Regions from separate parts of the Homo sapiens genome. Here region 2 is linked to region 1. A link is an interaction called in ENCODE POLR2A ChIA-PET data of the cell type or tissue named here. Cell type or tissue: GM12878. All regions are shown on one strand.

Evidence for each region. Peaks named below come from ENCODE experiments on the same cell type or tissue, not always from the same donor. Only the 100,000 strongest peaks of a DNase experiment are listed, where the experiment ranks them.
Region 2: POLR2A ChIA-PET joins it to region 1 with 7 read pairs; 3 of 35 experiments call an interaction of 5 or more read pairs at or near these places.

Annotation. Positions count from the first base shown.
Region 1 is chr10:92,542,078-92,546,077 of GRCh38, reverse strand. The region is part of intron 1 of IDE (insulin degrading enzyme); the gene reads left to right. Among named protein-coding and RNA genes, the nearest start is that of IDE, 30 kb to the left of the region's middle. In GM12878, no CTCF peak of the experiment used is centred here; a DNase peak (open chromatin) is centred at 1,567.
Region 2 is chr10:92,464,858-92,468,857 of GRCh38, reverse strand. IDE (insulin degrading enzyme) reads left to right here. Exons shown (of 25, transcript NM_004969.4): 20 at 3,015-3,182. Among named protein-coding and RNA genes, the nearest start is that of IDE, 110 kb to the left of the region's middle. In GM12878, no CTCF peak of the experiment used is centred here; no DNase peak of the experiment used is centred here.

The sequences.
Region 1 (4,000 bases):
TATTCCTTTTTATTGCTGTATACTTTCCATTGTGTGCATGTACAATTTATCATTTCACTGTTGATTGTCATTTGATCATTTCTGGTTTGGGCTAGTTTGAATAGTGTTGCTATGAACATATAAATGCATTTATTTGGGTTATTTATCTGTTACTAGCATTGTTAGGTCATAGTGTGAGCTTTAGTGTATAGTGCCAGTTTTTGAAAATGGTTGTACCCATACCAAATTGCATGTCTGTAGCAGTGTGTGAGAGTTTGTTAACTTCTCTAACACTTGGTATTTGCCCTCTTTTTCTTTTTAGCCATTCTGGTAAATACATAGTAGTATCTCAGAAAATCTTCTGTTGGGAAAGTTAGTTGCAAATTTGGGACCTCCTGGGACTTTAATCTGTCACACCAACTTCATGCCACCACTGAAGCCTCAATAATACCTCTTCGTCCAGTACAGTCCCTTTGCTTAGGGCAAGCATGATCTTCAGTCTGCACTCAGAATTAGCAGATATTCCCAGATAAGAAAATGAATGATGATTATCAGCTCACCTCAGAGGTTGCTCACCTTTCTGGAACTAGTTTATCCAATCCTTGTTGCTTGCACAACTTTCCAACATCTTTGCAAATGTGATTTTTGTAATTTATCATGGCCTTTTCTAGTTGTTGAAGCTGAATTAGTTTGCCATGAGCTGCTATATCCTACCCAGAAGTGGAAGTTGTCAGTAGATTCTTGGGATTTTCTATATACATAATCATATTGCTTGAGAATCATGTTAATTTTTTTCCTCTTTCCTTTCCCATCTCTATGTGTTTTGTTTCTTTTTCTTGGTTTATTTGGACTGGTTAGAACTACCAATACAATGTTGAAATAGAAGAAGTGTTAGTGGCATCGTGTTGGTGGGGGAGGGCGGGAGATTGTTTACATTAATTGTAATGTAAACTATTGAGTATACCATTGAGTATGATAATTACCATAGTTTCTATGATATTCTTTTTAAAATGGATAAATTTAATTCCAGTTTGCTGACTTTAAAAAAATACGTGAATGGTTGTTGAATTTAAGTACTTTTCTGCAGCTACCAAGATGATTATGATTTTCTTCTCTTTTTTCTGATTATATGGTTTAATGTATACTTTTAAAAAATAGTATACTTAAACCCATTCATGTCTACTGTAGTACTTGTTTTTATGTTTCCTTTCATGCATGAGTCAGTTCTGTACATATACTCTCTTGCTTTAAACCTGTTATACATTTAATCCTGCCATGTATTATGGTTCTTAGCTAAGGGATTCCTTTGGTAGATTAGAAGCATTGCAGACTCCCCCTACTACCTGTGTTTTATATGCAGAAGAAGGAGTGAAAAACTGAAAACTTTCCTTGGAGCATTTATTTTGACCTAGTTTAATTTTTGTTTCCTGGCTTTTGTTATTTGGGATTGTAAGGGAAGAAGAATGGGGCTAGGGAAGGACTGTGAGGGTGATAAACAGGAGCTGGAGAATAAACCAGTGTATGATTTCCTTCAGCACCACCTCTGTCCCTCCCCTTCCCACGCTTCCTCTTTCTCTGTAGTTCCAGCTTTACCACAATCAGCTTGCCCTTGGGCAAGTCACTTAACCACTTATCTTTTCTTTTTTTTCTTTTTGGTTATACTTTAGTATGCAAGCACTGACTGAGCTTTTGTTTCTCATTTGGAGTTGAAGAGGATGACTGCGAACAGCTGTTACGACCCACCACTTAAGGAGAATGGAAGGATTAAATGAACAGTTTATAAAGCCTATGACACTTTAAAAAAATGAGAGTGATTGTTAGGATTAGATTTGTACAATGGTATTCTATCTTTTTTTTTTTTTTTTTGAGATGGTGTCTCGCTCTGTCACCCAGGCTGGAGTGCAGTGGCGCAATCTTGGCTCACTGCAACCTCCGCTTCCTGGGTTCAAGTGATTCTCCTGCCTCAGCCTCCCAAGTAGCTGGGATTACAGGCATGCGCCATCATGCTTGGCTAATTTTTGTATTTTCAGTAGAGACAGGGTTTCACCATGTTGGCCAGGCTGGTCTCAAACTCTTGACCTCAGGTGATCTGCCCACCTCGGCCTCCCAAAGTGTTGGGATTACAGGCGTGACCCACGGCACCCGGCCTATATCTTACATTTCCTAACAGCCCTGAAAACTCCATGTGGAAGAAGGATACTTGTGAAACACCCTTGGTACCCAAACTACAAGAAACTTTCTATAGTTACCTCTGTGGCACAAGGTCTAAAACAGAGGTTTTATTCACTTGCTTAAACTTTATAACGTTTCTATAAAGTGTTCTGTGTTAAGCTTGTCACTTTTGGAATGAACAACCATTGATAGGCATGCATCAAACTAAAACAACATTTGCAAAAGCACTTCTCTCTAGAATGATACTACTTTAGAATTTCTTTAAATTGCAACCACCCTACTTCATTTAAGGGTTTATTTGTTGATCATAAACTCCTTTCCAGAGGGCCAGGACATAGAGTTACGATAGCTGATATTCTGCCTGGCACAAAGGCAAAACATCAGGGGTGAATAAGTTTAACAGGATTTTATTTTGTACCCAACTTTATGATCTAGCTGGTGTATGAAGTTAGGTGTACCTGTTCCTATAACTGAAGAGCTTTGGGTAGGTGGTTCCCTAAGACATGTTGTTATTTTTTAGTTCATGTATTATTAATAGTACTTGGGGTATATGGTCTTAAGCATTAATATGTTGAGGCATCCTTGGGCTCATACCACCACTATCTTGTCACCCTCTGCTTATTTACCTCTACCTTCTGCAAGGAACTGGGAATGTTATGTGGTGTGGTTTTGATTCCATGCCTTTTCTCTCTGGGCTCCTCCTCCACATGCATGAGTGCTATAGGCCTTGACTTCCACCTATGGTTTTGGGAGTGGGTGGATGGATTCCACAGAAGGGAGGTTTTGGTTTGTAATTCACTATTAACGTGATCACTCACCTGTTCAGGTTTATAGGTCATTATTTCTAAATCAGGTCTGACTTTAAATTTGTGAGAGACCAATGGAGGTGAGTAGGAAGCAAAAAGCAAAGTAAAATTTCCCAATCTGCTACTATATTGATCATGAAACACTTTAAAGAGAGATGAGAAAGACTGAAAGGTCACCTGAATAAAAGATTCTTTGCAGAGTAAAATTTACTCTTGGTGTGGAATTTGGAAATGACCTTATATTTGGGGATTTGTTTTTGCAAACCTGAAATTTAGGCCTTTACATGTCTTAGTCCATGATCTTGACCTGGAGTTCCTGTTGTAGTTCATTAGCACCACGCTTCTTGTTTTTCCACTGTATTCCTCATGCTTTTTCCTCATTGTCAGGCTTCGCTCACGAATTCCCTTCTACTTTGATTGATTGTCCCCTTGCCTTTTATTTGGTGTGCTTCTACTCCCCCTCCTAGACAGGGTTACTCCCATAGTGCCCCAGGGAAAGTTTTGTCACCACACTTAAAAGATAATGACCTGGGCTGGGTGTAGTGTCTCATGCCTGTAATCCCAGCACTTTGGGAGGCCAAGGCGGCAGTCTCTTGCGCCCAGGAGTTTGAAAGACCAGCCTGGACAACATGGCAAAACCCCATCTCTACAAAAAAATTACCTAGAGACTAGGCACGGTGGCCCATGCCTGTAGTCCCAGAACTTTGGGAGGCCAAGGCGGGTGGATTGCTTGAAGCCAGGAGTTCGAGACCAGTCTGGCCAGCATGGCGAAACCCTGTCTATAAAACAAAACAAAAAATTAGCTGGGTACGGTGGTGAGTGCCTATAGTCCCAGCTACTGGGGAGGCTGAGGTGGGAGGATCACCTGAGCCCGGGATGTTGAGGCTATAGTGAACCAAGATTGTGCCTGGGTGACAGAGTGAAACCTTGTCTCAAAAAGTAGAAAAAAAAGATAATGACCTGTTTTTATATCTGACTTCATCACTAGTCTAGGTTCCTTCAAAACAAGGGCTCTGGTGTACTCATTTTTGTAACCATTTGCA
Region 2 (4,000 bases), 77 kb after region 1:
TTGGGAATGGACTATTTTGACATAACAGTGTGGGTGATTACAGGTGGGCTGAATTTGGTATAGTTTTACGCCAAAGATTTACTTGGGAACCTCTCCTATTTACAGAATTATGATTAGAGATAGGTAATTCTGCCAAAAAAATTTTTGGTAGGAGGGCCAAATAAGTAAAATTGGAGATAGGCAATAATTTTGAAGAGAATGATACTGGAATTGACGGGTACTTGAATGAAGGGGAATTAGGAAGTAAAAATATCACAAAGGTATTGACTATGAGTCATGAAATAAAATACATTTATAAAAATGGAAACTGGAATTATAATATTTAATTGGAAACCCATAGGATTCTTTGGCAGAAATAGTTTTAGGAAACCCACAGGTGCAGATAACATGTAATCATTACAAGTATATTTTTATAAGGGATTAACAAAGACTTTTATTGAATTTATATATTGGGGTTTACAATGTTGGGTTACTTTTACATTAACAGTGGCTTCTTCTGATAAAAACTCATTAAGCATTATTGTCAATATTGCTCAAAACTGTGTAATAGAAGGTATATTAAATGAAGGAAGAGAAGCTTTTTTTGGCCAAGCTTGATTGTTTGGTTGTTCCCTATGCATGAACCATCTGTGCTGCCTTTTCCCCCCAGCTATTTTATCCTCCCAAAATGGTGTTCTCCTTTCCCCCTTCTTCTTCATGGGCCAGTGCCTACATCCTACTTCTCCTTCCAGGCCTATTTTATAAGCTACTTATTCCACTAAACTTTTTCTAAAACTCCCAGCTAGAAATAATCACATCTACCTCTGGACTTGCAGCACAATTTTTCTGAACCTCCCTATTCAAGCTACTTAGCACTTCTCTTGTGTTGGGATTGAAGTGCATCTCCATCTTCTTGTTAGACTGTACATTCCTTAAAGCCAAAGTCTGTGTCTAGTTCATTTGAGTAGCTTCTAAAGCAACTGGAACATATTATTACTTCAGGATACCTTTGTTGAATGCTTAGAGATACGTTGAGCCCAGCTCTGCTGTTGTGCATGACCAGTCATCACAGATCTGGTAGTGGTTTATTTCCAACTTTTGCCAGTTTATTCCTCAGTCACTAAAACCAGGACAAGACTCAGGATGTGCTGATCCCACTACAATTAGAGAAAGACTCAGGATATTCTATGCAAGAGCCATAACAGTTGACTTCAAAGTGAGGCCAGTGTAGAAACAATATTTCAAAGTGCAATTCATCCTTCTTACTTCTTTTGACTCTACTTCCCTCTTTCTGTCTCCTTTCCTAGGATCTTAATCTCTTTTGCCTCCTAAGTACCCTCCCAAATTTCTCCATGTTCAAAAATAGCCCAGTTCACATCTCATTCTCAAAATGCTAAGTGGTAGGAAATCATGCTGAATTAGCCAGCTGATCAGATGTGAATCTTTAAATAGTTCTTCACTTAACTCTCCATGGAAAGGCACTTAGTATTTAAAAGTAAAATATTCAGGCCTGGGTGGTGGCTCATTCCTATAATCCCAGCACTTTGGGAGGCCAAGGTAAAAAGATTGCTTGAAGCCAGGAATTTGAGATTAGGCTGGGTAAAATAGAACTTGTTTCTACAAAAAATTTAAAATAAAAAAAATTAGCTGGGCATAGTGGCGCACACCTGTAGCTACTTAGGAGGCTGAGGTGGGATGATCGCTTGAGCCCAGGAGGTTGAGGCTGCAATGAGCCATGATTGTGCCACTGCACTCCAGTCTGGGTGCCAGAGTGACAGACTGTCTCAAGTGAAAAGGAAAATTTTCAAGCATTATAAAGGAGATGTTTTATTTATCTTTATTTTTGTTATTATTTTTTGAGACGGAGTCTTACTCTGTCACCCAGGCTGGAGTATAGTGGCACAATATCAGCTCACTGCAACCGAGAAGATGTTTTAGAATATATATGAAAAGGGCCAGGCAGCCGGGTGCAGTGGCTCACACCTGTAATCCCAGCACTTTGGGAGGCTGAGGTGGGTGGATCACCTGAGGTCAGGAGTTTGAGACCAGCCTGGCCAACATGGTGAAACCCCGTCTCTACTAAAAATACAAAAATTAGCTGGGCATAGTGGCAGGCACCTGTAATCCCGGCTACTTGGGAGGCTGAGGTAGGAGAGTTGCTTGAACCCAGGAGATGGAGGTTGCAGTGAGCCGAGATTGCACCACTGCACTCCAGCCTGGGTGACAGAGCCAGACTCCGTCTCAAAAAAAAAAAAAGAAAAGGGCCAGGCGTGGTGGCCTACATCTGTAATCCCAGCATTTTGGGAGGCCAAAGCAGGCGGATCACCTGAGGTCAGGAATTCAAGACCAGCGTGGCCAACATGGCAAAACCCCGTATCTACCAAAAATAGAAAAATTAGCCAGGTGTGGGGGCACATGCCTATAGTCCCAGCTACTCAGGAGGCTGAGGCAAGAGAATTGCTTGAACCCAGTAGGCGGAGGTTGCAGTGAGCTGAGATGGCACCACTTCACTCCAGCCTGGGTGACAGAACAAGACTTTGTCTCAAAAAAAAAAGTACAAAAAGGCTAGAAGGATGTGAGGTGGGTGAGGGAGAGAGGCTTACAGGCCACGTTCCTCTCTCTCTGCTTTTTTTTTTTTTTTTTTTTTTGAGACAGGGTCTCACTCTGTGTCTTGGTCTGGAGTGCAGTGGTATACTCACAGCTCACTGCAGCCTCAAACTCCTGGGGTCAAGTGATCCTCCCGCCTCAGCCTCCCAAGTAGCTGGGACTATAAATGTGAGCCATGGCACTGGCTCCCCTCCTTCTGATGAGAGGGAACTTAGTGCTGCCAATTTATAATTAGTAAGTTTGACTGTTGGTCAAAGTTGGACATGATCAGAAAAGTGAAATCAATGAAATACAACTCCAGGCTTCTCTACCTCCCTTTTCTATTAATGTCTAAATTATCATCTGTAAGTGTGGGCAGACATAGCATTGACTTTATTAAACCCCAAATAAGTTTTTGAACTTGCTGCTGTCTTTTTGAAACTTCCTAGGAGGATGGTTTGTTTATCAGCAGAGAAATGAAGTTCACAATAACTGTGGCATCGAGATATACTACCAAACAGACATGCAAAGCACCTCAGAGAATATGTTTCTGGAGCTCTTCTGTCAGATTATCTCGGAACCTTGCTTCAACACCCTGCGCACCAAGGAGCAGTTGGGTGAGAGGAAAGTGGGGAAATAGCAGGGTACTGTAGACTTTGATGAATTATTTTCCCTGTAAAACATTTTCCACATTTTCACCTAACACTGTATATCAGGCATGGTCTACTTAGAGAGACTTGAGAAAACCTTATTACAGAGAATCCACTTCTAAAAGATAAGCAATCACTATCTTATGGACATTAAAGCAATTATTTATGAGATGATACTGCATATTACATACATGTCAATAAAGAGGGCATTTTAGGTGGGGGAAAAGGATACTAAGGACAAGCTTATGGGTAGCAAGATGAGAAATGAGCCATCCAGAGGAGCTTAGATTCACTAAAGCCTGAGTTCCTTGAGGGCAGGTATTATCTCTCATTCGTCTTTATATCCCAAGCCTGGGACATACAGAAGGCACAGCAAGTGTTCCCAGTTTTAGATACTGTTAAAAGTCTTGAGGTACTGGCAGATTTGATCAATGAGGAAAGAAGCTCAAAGAAGCCCCAGTAATGACAGAAAGGAACCAGTGAAAAAAGGATGAGTCTCTCCAAGTACCCATCATTGTTTAAATACCCATTGTGCTAGGTGCTGGACATGGAAAATGGATGCTCTGGATGGTCCTTCCTTTCGAGGAGCTCACAGTCAAATCAGGATGGCAGGCCTGTAAAGGAATAATTTTAGTACAGCATGGTAAATGTTATTATAAGAGCTCAAACTATTGGCCGGGCACGGTGGCTCACGCCTATAATCCCAGCACTTTGGGAGGCTGCGGCGGGTGGATCACCTGAGGTCAGGAGTTCAAGACCAGACTGGCCAACATGGTGAGACCCCA